2 separate regions of the Homo sapiens genome follow, and region 2 is linked to region 1. The links are chromatin contacts, found by Hi-C or POLR2A ChIA-PET in ENCODE. All regions are on one chromosome and are shown on one strand. The core of a region is the stretch at or near the end of the contact, and the rest is flanking DNA. Distances in the headings are between cores, read along the strand shown.

The links. A loop is a pair of places that touch in the nucleus more often than their neighbours do. ChIA-PET counts read pairs that join two places held with the same protein, here RNA polymerase II (POLR2A). Pooled maps may share reads with other maps.
Region 2: a map of GM12878 shows a loop between it and region 1 (7-fold over the local background). The contact joins the promoter of LINC02391 here to the promoter of CLLU1-AS1 in region 1. A Hi-C loop is called at or near these places in 3 of 168 maps with a recorded cell type or tissue (B cell, GM12878 and OCI-LY7), 37 of 37 single-sample maps with no recorded cell type and 10 of 50 pooled maps. POLR2A ChIA-PET finds 5 or more read pairs at or near these places in 7 of 52 experiments (B cell, GM12878, OCI-LY7 and 4 more).

What each region holds. Positions count from the first base shown.
Region 1 is chr12:92,429,728-92,435,079 of GRCh38, reverse strand. It overlaps CLLU1-AS1 (CLLU1 antisense RNA 1), which reads left to right and starts at 2,081. Exons shown (of 3, transcript NR_144319.2): 1 at 2,081-2,170. It overlaps CLLU1 (chronic lymphocytic leukemia up-regulated 1), which reads right to left. Exons shown (of 2, transcript NR_027933.1): 2 at 4,078-5,352. RefSeq lists enhancers at 287-346, 367-426, 1,890-2,189.
Region 2 is chr12:92,361,664-92,367,015 of GRCh38, reverse strand. It overlaps LINC02391 (long intergenic non-protein coding RNA 2391), which reads left to right and starts at 3,184. Exons shown (of 5, transcript XR_007063404.1): 1 at 3,184-3,425. The region is part of intron 1 of LOC105369902 (a long non-coding RNA gene); the gene reads right to left. RefSeq lists enhancers at 3,582-3,631, 4,112-4,201.

The sequences.
Region 1 (5,352 bases), core at 832-3,331:
GAGGCCAAGGTGAGAGGATTGCTTAAACACAGGAGGTTGAGGCTGCAGTGAGCTATGACCTTGCCACTGCACTCCAGCCTGGGCAACCAAGCAAGACCCTGTCTCTAAAGAAAGAGGAAGGAGAAAAAAGAGGAAGAAGAAGAAGAAGGAGGAGGAGGAGGAGGAGGAGAAAAGGGGAGAGGGGGGAGGGGGAAGGGAGACAGGAAGAAAAAGAATAAGAAAGAAATGCTTTGTTTGGTGTGGTAGAGGTGGAGAAGCATCATCCAGCTCCCTCTTGAAGGACTTGCCACCCAGCTGTGGGTAGTGAGATGAGCAAACCACTTTTGGCTGTCAGCCCCTTCTGATTGACCTCATCTGCAGACAGCCATCTTGCCCAGTCAAACCCTTCCCAGGTCAGCTTGCATCTGACAACTGAACGAGGCAGAAGCAGAAACACCCAGCAATGTTGACCTGACCCAGGTCAGCTCTAACACGTGACACTCATTCCTGAGCTCTGTGCAGGGTGGGCTGAGGTTTTCATTGTGTCACAGCTTGGCTTCTCACTGAGCCCAGTCCCACATCTTCCCCTCTTCCTTTCACAAGAGTCGATTCCTATTAAATGTCTTGTAACTCGAACTCTGTCTGTATGTTTGCTTCAGAAAATCTAAACCTGTGACGGTTAGAAATGGGGGTGGGTCAGAAAAATTTCAGGCAAGGAGCTTGTACCAGGAGAAGAGTGAAGAATCCCATACCCCTAGGAGGCCATGTGGATGTCTGGAGATGGAGAGGTATATCAATAGGGAAGGGGGACCCAATAAGGGTCAGAGGTCTCTGATGTATGTTAGAGAAGAAGGAATTTATTCCTTTCTTCATTCAATGATCACTTGTAGGGAAGACACTAGGGTAGGCGCTGAACTATGGGGATAAAAAGACACATTCCTGATCTCAAGGAGTTACAGACCAGACCCTTACACTCAGAGAAATGCAAACTTCCTAGAACTGGAATGTTTCAGGCAATAAAGCTTTTTGGAGATTAACTTAGATCTAAAGATGGTTTAGATACTTCAAAAATCTAGACCTCTCAAACAAAAGAAAAAGGAAATTCACCCATCTAATCCCATCTAATTCCCAGTAGCACTCTGAGAAGACCTAGAAGAGACAGCAGTTCAAAGACCCTTTTTGTTTTCTATTTACTTCTTAATCCAAGAGCCATACAGCATTGTTTATAAGAATAAATTCTAATAGAAGTCACTATCTTCCAGCTCCTATACACACCATAAAATAATTAATAATAATAGTAATAAAAATGAGGCCCAGAAACACCAATTAAAGTGGCCCAAGAGTAGTGTGGCAAAATTCAGGTGTCTTGACTCTGTATTGTCTCCCTAATCTTAATTGTGACCTTGGCCTCTCTAGTAAAAAAGGTATGAGATGCTCCCAGAAAAGGATAAATAAATGTAAAATTATAATAACTGAATCCCTGGCAGTCTCCTATCAAGGGCAAAAATAAAGAAGATATAAAGAAATATGCTCTGTAACTTCCTAAAAGGCAACACGAATTTAGAGCAAGCTCCCTGACTGCATTTGCAAGACGTGGCATGAAGATATGGATCTCTGTGCAGCAGGACATTTTCTGTCTTCTTCCAATGGAGCACTTTCCACAAGACTAATATTCACAGGACATAGTGTTACATCTTGGAGTTTCCCTAAAGCTGAATAGAGTAACATCTTCAACTTTCCCTATCCTAAATGACATATTCTACTTCCCTAAAAAGATAGATCTATTTATGTATAAAGAACTTGATATCTTCACTTCCCCTGGATCCTCTCCAATATTCTCCCCCAATCCACATCCCCAAGGAGTTGATGTCATTACTTTCTTTAAAAAAGGGTTGCCAACTGTTATGGTTTGGATTTGTGTCCCTGCCCAAATCTCATGTCGAATTGTAATCCCCAGTGTGGGAGGAGGGGCCTGGTGGGAGGTGATTGGATCATGGAGACAGATTTCTTCTTTGCTGTTCTCATGATAGTGAGTAAGTTCTCATGAGATCTGGGTTTCTAAAAAGTGTGTGGCACCTTCCCCTTCTCTTTCTCCTGCTCTGGCCATGTAAGACATACCTCCTTCCTCTTTGCCTTCCACCATGATTGTATATTTCCTGAGACCTCTCCAGCCATGCTTCCCGTACAGCCTGTGAGCAAAATAAGTGTTACTGTCTTAAGCTACTGTTTTGGGATGTTTTGGAAACAGTGAAACATGATCGAAACAGGTTCTGAGAACTCGAAACTAGATGCTGCTATAATGAAACCTAAAACATGGGTATTGCTTCTGGGACTAGTTGGTGGGCAGAAGTTGGAAGGGGCTGAAAGAGATTTTTAGTAGAAGCTTGGTAGACCTTGAGGAGGCTATTGGTAGATTGTTACTGAAAACTGGAGAAAGGGATCCTTGTTATGTAGTGGCAGAAAGTTTAGCAAGATTGTCACCTACAGTGACGTGGAAAATACAAATATACCTAATAAACTGGTAGATTGGGCTAAGAAAAATTCTAACCAGAATGTTGAAAATGCCAGGGAGTTTCTTTTAGTCATATATAATAAGTGTGTAGGGAGAATGAATTTTAAAAAAAGGAACTGTTACATTTTCAGGAAAATTTTAAGATAATCTATTAAAGATCCAAGATGTTACATTCAAATATAAAACTATTTCTCTTTGTCAGTCTCTCCATAGAGCAGGGGATTCTCAAATTAAGAAAAGGTGTCAGCTCAAAGATCAAACTCAAAAGCCAAAGACCTTTTGTTTGTACCTTAGAAAGATATAAGGTAATGTCTCATAAGCCCTTTGAAACAGAGTTCCTCTAAGGATCTAAGCATATGCTAGGCATATTCTCTCAGTAAACAATGAGTCTTCTAATAATTTTAAGGTTATGTGGTCCCATCACAGCCTTACAGGGATCTCAGGTAGAGAATGGCTTATGTCAAAGAGATTCTTGTCTAATGGAGTATTCCCCAATAAGAATCACAGGAAGTCCTGGAATTTTAAACAGAATTGTACAATCATATTTTGCCAGCTTGAACTTAAAGGAACAGAAATAGTATTAAATGAAAAGAGGTCCAAGAACCAAGAACCTGGAGGGAAGACCCAAGAGCAGTAGGGAATCCAGGCAGTAGGACTGAGACCTAAAAAAAGACCTGCTTGTGTTTGCTGTCTGGATATCAGAGTTGCTATGAGCCAATGACTGTTATGTGCTCTCATTTTCCTCTATTTAAAACAAGAGTGTCTGTAGTGGCTGTCCTATGTATACTTTACCATTGAATATTGCGTATGTAGGTTGCAAATAACTTGTCTCTTAGTTTACAAGTCTTCAGATTGAGAGGATAAATACATAAGAAATCTCACTTGAAGAGCTTCATCTGTACCTGCAACTGAGCCTTCTAAGAAGAGAATGTAGGAGTGTATCTTGCATGTATATATAAATAATCTGCAGCCAGTAAGTGGACTTTAGAATTTTAAAACATGTCTACAATTTTTAAAAACATTTTTCTTAATACAGATGAAGTCTAATTCCTATCCCCTTGAATATGGGGTGACCTTAATAATTCACTTTTTAAAAATAGAGTGGGATGGAAGTGAGGCTACATTAATTCCCAGGCTGGGTCTTACACAGTAATACAGTGTCATCTTGGCTCTATCTTGAAATGCTCACTCTCGCACCGCAGCCGCCTTGTGGTGAGGAAGTTCAGGCCACAAGGAACCTCCCAGGGACCCTAGCACTCAGCCCCAGCTGAGCTCCCAGCCAAGAGCCAGCACCAACTTGGCAGGCATGCGAGTGGGCCATTCTGGAAGGGCATGTGCCAGTCCGTCAAGCCTCCCCCTGCTGATACCACATAGGGCAGAGACAAGTCTTCCCAGACAAGCCCTCCTCAAATTTCAAATTTGTTTGCAAAATGAATGTTGTTACTTTAAGCCATCAAATTTGGGGTAATGTGATGCAGATCAATAGTAACAGGAATAATTTCCCTTCACATACATACAATTTTAACTCCATCCTTACAATGCCAATCTGTAGATAAACATTTTATGATAATGAATAAAAATATAGAGAACTAATATGTAGCTGGCATTTATTGATAAATTAATATAGGCTGGGCCCTATTCTATGTGCTTGACATGGGTTAGCTCAGTTTATTCTTACAGCTCTCTGAGGAAAATACTTTTATTATCTTCATTTAATGATAAGAAAATGGAGGCCTGGAGAGATTAGGTAACTTGGCCTGGACCATACAACAAGAGTGCCTAAGCCAGAAGTCCAGACATTCTTGTTCAGGAGTCTATGGTCATTATTCTTTGTGCTTCTTATAACTGGGATCTTCTAACTTTAACTATTTCACTTATCATTAACACCAGACAGCTCTTTGCTTTCAGAACTCCAGCCTTGACCTTCAGTTGACAGAGCTTCTTGTTCTTACTTGGCAAGTCACAGTCTAAATGTTGTCCATAAATATAAGATTTTCTCAGGTCAGGGGTCAGAGAACTATGGCCCATAAGTGAGTTCTGATCTGCCACCTGCTTTTGTAAATAAAGAGTTAAAAAAAAATCCCATAAAACAGCCACATTCGTTAGTTTATATTTTGCTTATGGCTCCTTTTACACTACATGGTGATTTGAACAGTTATGATAGAGACCATAGGGTCCACAAAGCCTGAAATATTACTATTTGGTCCTTTTTAGAAAAGGTTGCTGACCCCTGACTTAGATCACTGAAGATCCCTTTATGCTGAATTCGTGACATGTTATACAAAGGGTGTATATACGTTAGAGCTGTAGACAGACCTGGACTAAAATCCAGCTCTGTTACCTAACTGTGATCCTGGGAGAATCTCTTAATATCTCTGAATCCTAATATTCTCTTTCAAAAAGAGAACGTTAAGACCTCTGTCTTAATTGATACATGCTAAGATATTGACACATAAACAAAATATTATTAATATGTTAAGAAATTTTACCAATCTTTTGTGATTAGGTCAAAATTTAGGGGACCATGTAATCAGAGGCCACAAAATAAAAGATGCTTAATAATAACAACCATTTGTAACTGTTGGGGTATGTGAAGAGAAAACAGGCATAAACTTCCGTTAGGTGTAAGGCAGAGGTGGGAATTGGTCAGTAAAACTCTGACCAATGGAGGTGAAAGTCCAGGTTGTGAATTTCCTTCTATAGTCTGGATTGTAAAAGAAAAATCCTTCAGGCAGAGATAGCTTCATAGGAAACAGTTTTCCAAAAATCAATTTCTGATTGATTAAATGTCAAGATTTGAAGGAAGAACTTCTGGTTGCTTATCGAGCTAAAGGAATAATCCTATTTTCCCCACTATGACT
Region 2 (5,352 bases), core at 1,935-4,434, 69 kb after region 1:
TTCCTCATACGGCAGGCTTTACAACTTAAACATGGTCAGTCTGCACTCTGAATGTATTACCCATATATTTTAGGCAAATCTGTACTTTTCAAAATTTTATTTTTGAAAAGAAAGGTACAGTCTACAGAATCTTTCATTCCTGATTCGATCATACTCAACCCATTGGCCACCTGCTATTGTTGAAGTGGAATTCAATTGCAATATACTGAATTCAAAAAGTCAATATCCAGGTATTTTGATATTTTTATAATCTAAAGATCCAGTCTCTAGGTAACAATTAGAGAGGACCCAGAGACCCAGAGCTCCAATCAAGAAATATTGACCAGAAACTCAGAAGGGTGAGTTTCTCATCTTCTGTTTCCCCACTGACTCAATGAAAAATGTTACCTGGATACTACTGAAATTCCAAATAACTACATGCTGCACCACTAAGGACAGCAACTGCTTTTTTCCAGAATAATCAGGTTGTCATCAAAGTAGAAGGCTGCTGAAATGGACAGCAAGCAACACGCACACACACACACACAATATCACATATTTTGTTCAGAAAGACATAGGTCTGGGTTTTGGGTTCAGAAAGACCTATGCCAACACATTATTAGGTTTTTAGAAATATTCTATGGATCAATGAATAGAGAGAGAATTTATTCTTCTTGAGGAGTAGGTATTTAAGAAATTAGTAAGGATTAGGAAACTTTTAAAAACATCTCTTTGGACTTACTTTATATGGTTATATGAAACAATGAAATCATTTTTCTGTATAGGAGTCTAATCTCCTTGGGAGTAACATTTTACTACCTGGTTCTATTGCTTTGTAGTTGAGTGTGTATTAAGTCCGATATCTACATACAAGTAACAGGGACAAATGGGTTCCTTTTGTAAATACTCCCTGCCACAGTCTACATTTGTAATCAGACGATCAATATGGTTAACATGTGCCAACTTCACTGGAGAAGGGTGAGTGAGCCTGGTTGAGATCCATGATACAGGAGAAATAATGTGAAGAAGCTGTATGAATGGGGCCCATTGTTTGTCTGTATTTTAAATGTTCTCATTTTTCACAACATTTTATGGAGAGCTCTTAAAAGGCCTTTATTGATAGAGATAATCATTAAATGTCAGTTTAAAAAGAGGTGTTGTTGTTGTAAATGTAATCCAATCTGCTTTTGCACAGGGCCTTTTTATCCTCGTGTACTGAGGAGTACTTTGCCAACACAATCCTGTCACCAAAATCCAAGATGTCATTCATAGAGGCTTAGAGAACTCCTTTCTAGATTTAAATTTAGAGGCATGGGATATTTATTGGATTAAATAATTTATGTTTAAAAGTTGACATAAATTTTGTACATGACTTTCTTTCTCTGTGACAACTAGACCCTGAATATTTACTCATTAAGTGATCATGTGTTGAGCATCTACTATACACCAGGTGCAGTGCTCTGTAATGTGATAAAAAAGCTAAAGTCCTTACCTTCAAAAGACAGAAATAGGCATGCAAATAAGTGGATGACAATGCAGGGTGACAAGTGCAATGTAAGGAACCTGTGCAAGCTAGCGAGTTTGAATAGAGCATTGATTCTCAAAACCTGATCCCAGGACCAGCAGAATCAGCCTTATCTGGGAACTTGTTAGAAAGGCAAATTCTCACTGCAAAAAATAAATAAATAAATAAATAAATAAATAAAATAAAATGACATGCATGTAAGGTAATGCGTATATTAGTTAGCTTGATGTAGCCATTCCACAATGTGTACCTATATTAAAACATTGTTGTACACCATAAATAGATAAAATTTTTGTCTGTTTTAAATAAATTTTTTTAAAAAAGGAAATAATGTGAATACTAATAGTAAAAACATCAGCAAATCCCTTAAAAAACAAAAAACAACAACAAAAAAAACTTGGTATGCAACAAGATCCAAAAACATAAAAGTAAAACAAAACAAAACAAAACAAAACAAAAGAGAAAACAAAATAAGAAAGAAATACAAATTCTCCAGAGCTACTGAATTCTACACTCAGGGGGTGGACCCTGCAATCTGTGCCTTAACAAGCCCTCCAGCTGTTTCTGATGCCTGCTCAAGTCTGAAAACTGCTGGCCTTAAGCAGTGATTGGCAAACTCTGGTGCAGATTAGAATCACCTGGGGAGCACTTAAAACTCCCAGGGCTCAGGCCACATCCCAGACCAATTAAATGAAAAACACTGGAGGGAGATGAAGCGGTGATGTCTGCACCAGTTTTTAAAAGTCAAATAAGATATTTCCAGGAAGACACAGTAAGAAGGCATTTCTGGCAGAGGGAAGAGTCCACAAAGGCACAGAAGCATGAAACAGCTCTGTATTTTGGAGGTAAAATCAACACTATTACTGAAGCATAAAATTTAAAGGGGTGGCCAGGCATGGTGGCTCAAGCCTGTAATCCCAGCACTTTGGGGGGCCGAGGCAGGCGGATCACTTGAGGTCAGGAGTTCGAGACCAGCCTGGCTAACATGGCGAAACCCCGTCTCCACTAAAAATACAAAAAAAATTAGCCAGGCGTGGTGATGCGTGCTTGTAATCCCAGCTACTCGGGAGGCCGAGGCGGGAGAATTGCTTGACCCCAGGAAGTGGAGGTTGTAGGGAGGCGAGATTGTACCACTGCACTTCAGCCTGGGCGACAGAGTGAGACTCCGTATCAAAAAAAAAAAAGTTTAAAGGGGACAGTAGACAGAGGTCAGTTCACAAGGAGCCTCCAGGCTGCTACTGCGTGGAGGATGAATTGAATCTTACTTATAAATATATTTTGTCTGTTTTTTATTGGAAAACTGGCTTGGGTTCCATTTTGCTACCTACCCATCTTGCGTCCTGGTGTTGACTTTCCTATCAAAACCATTCCTCTGAGCTGAGGCTGTTTATAATTAAGATCAGTGATTATCTAGCACTCGACAAAACTCAGCCACTGCTGCTCTGAGCGGAAGGAGAGACAGACTTAGTAGCAGATAACTCAGAAAAGAGGATCTGAGACAAAGCAAAGGAGCTACAGAAAAGGAAATGGTTGCTTTAGCTTTTTATTCCACCCTCCCCCCGACAGCTGAATCAGGGAGCGACTCTGGAATAAGTGCATCTGCCCTTTAAGAAATCAAAGCCAGACTCAGGAAGTGGGTGGGAAGCCTTCTAAAGAGCCTCAGCTGCCGCGTGCCTTCTGTCTGCTGTGGGCCCAGCAGCTGCACAGACCCCTCTTGTTGGGAGACAAGACAGGGCTCTTTCTCTCCCGTGACCTCAGCCTCATCTCCAATCGTGGGGAAGAGAGAAACTGAAATTCTTCCTGTGACTGAACACATGAGAATGCAACAGTTACTTGGGGTAACAGGTTTCCTGTGGGTCCTGTGTGAAGAGTATGCATTCATTCCAGTGTCGGGGAGGGGAGAAGAATGAGGAGGAGGCAGGTGCGTTCCATTCTTTGATTTGTATAATACAAATATTTCCAGAGGACAAAGATGGGCAGAAGCTTTAAGCAACAGCCATCTTCCATCTCGACAGAGGGAACCATGGTGGTTGAACAAAGCACCTAGCACCCTCTGCCTGCCTCTCCTCCCTTCCACCTCCCCTTGAACATTTTTAGGTTTTCAAATGTAATAAAGAAGTCTACTGTTCCAATGGGATTCAAGGTCAGCTCTAACTAGGTGTTCACATTCATAGCCTGCTGACCAGATCAGAGGCAGTTTAATAAAGCAACTGTAAATCAGCTATGAAGATGGTGAACACCCCGGCCTGTACTAACTTTATGAGGTTCAAGTCTCTATTTTTGATACCCCATGAAATAGGGAGAAGTCGGGGATGCATGTGTTTTGGATAGATGAGTTAGCAAGTTGAGCCTGAGATTGTGGTGAGCAATTTAGGCACAACTTCAAGGTCAGCCTCGTTTGAAAGGGGAGGGGAGGCAGTTCTCTCCTGAGGGAATTTGTTAAGGAGCTCATCACTTGTTTCTGAATTGAGCTCTGTCGGCCATCTCAGCATCATCTGACACCTGCACACATCATATCATGTGATACACTTGGGAGAAAGGGCCAGGTCAATTTCCTCCTGGTGGGTGATTTGGTTTTCCTCTTCAGCTAATGTTTAATGTTTCTCTTTTGATTTGCATGTGGAAGCCTTACTCTATGCTAAGCTATGATAAGCACTTTACATGCCAATATGACAGCATAGTCCTTTAACCACGGGCTTTAGAATCACTCTGCCATGTTCAAACCTCAGCTTTAATCATGAAATATACCCAGGTAACAAACCTGCATGTATACCCACTGAATCTAAAAGTTGAAAAAAGTCTCTATGCTACATAAAACAAAAACAAAAACAAAAAAAATCTGAACTGTATCCCTTTGGACAAGTCACCTAATCCAGTCAAACCTGAGTTTTCTTAAATACTAAATAGGAATAGTGATAATAGTGCAGGTACTTGCCAGATTGGGTTAATATGAAGGTTCATAAATTTATTCATGTAACATTCCTACACATAGTATGTACTCAATAACGCTACATACTTTTATTATGAACCATCCTTTTCACAACCTTAGGAAGTATATACTCCTCTCCCTACATGCAAAACAAAACAAAACAAAAGAGAAATTTAGAGACTTTAAGATCTGGCTCAATGTCACAGAACTCGTATGTGGGAGATTCAGGTTTCAGACTCAATTCTTGGGATACAGTCCATGCTGTTAAACATTACACTAGACAGCCTCTACCGAACAATGACTTTTTATTACTTGACTGTTTAAATTCACCTCTCCTCTCCTTCTCAAAATGAGTACCAATTTGTCCTATGCGTAATTTATTCTCGAGCCTTAACGCTTGTTTTCTGCCCTTGTTTGATTCCTTTTCTCAGTTTGCAATTTCACTGTTAGGTTTCTGCATTGTACTCACAACATTTTTGAGTACTGCCTGTTATAAACTAGTCATTTTGCTTCCACATATTCATTCCTAAAGAGAAGACCATTTCTTAAGAAAAAATAGAATAAAGGAGGAACAGATTCTCAGATGTAATCATCATGGTGTGCAATGAATATCTGAGCACTTGCAGGGCCATTGCACTTTCAAATATTCCTTTTCTTGTCTGCATAACAAGGACTCAGCCACACTCTCCTAAAGACAGCTGGCTATAGTAGTCTGGGTGAAAAGCCTGACCATTAGATCTGTGCTTCATAATTCGACAGTGAGAGAACAAAAATGGTATATTTCAAGTTTCAGATATATGTGTGTGCATATGCATATAAATTACATATATTCATATATTTATGTGTGTATATATACACTCATATAATCATGTTGGAGTTTTAGAGATTTAGTTAAGCTCTTGTAGGCTGGACCCACAAA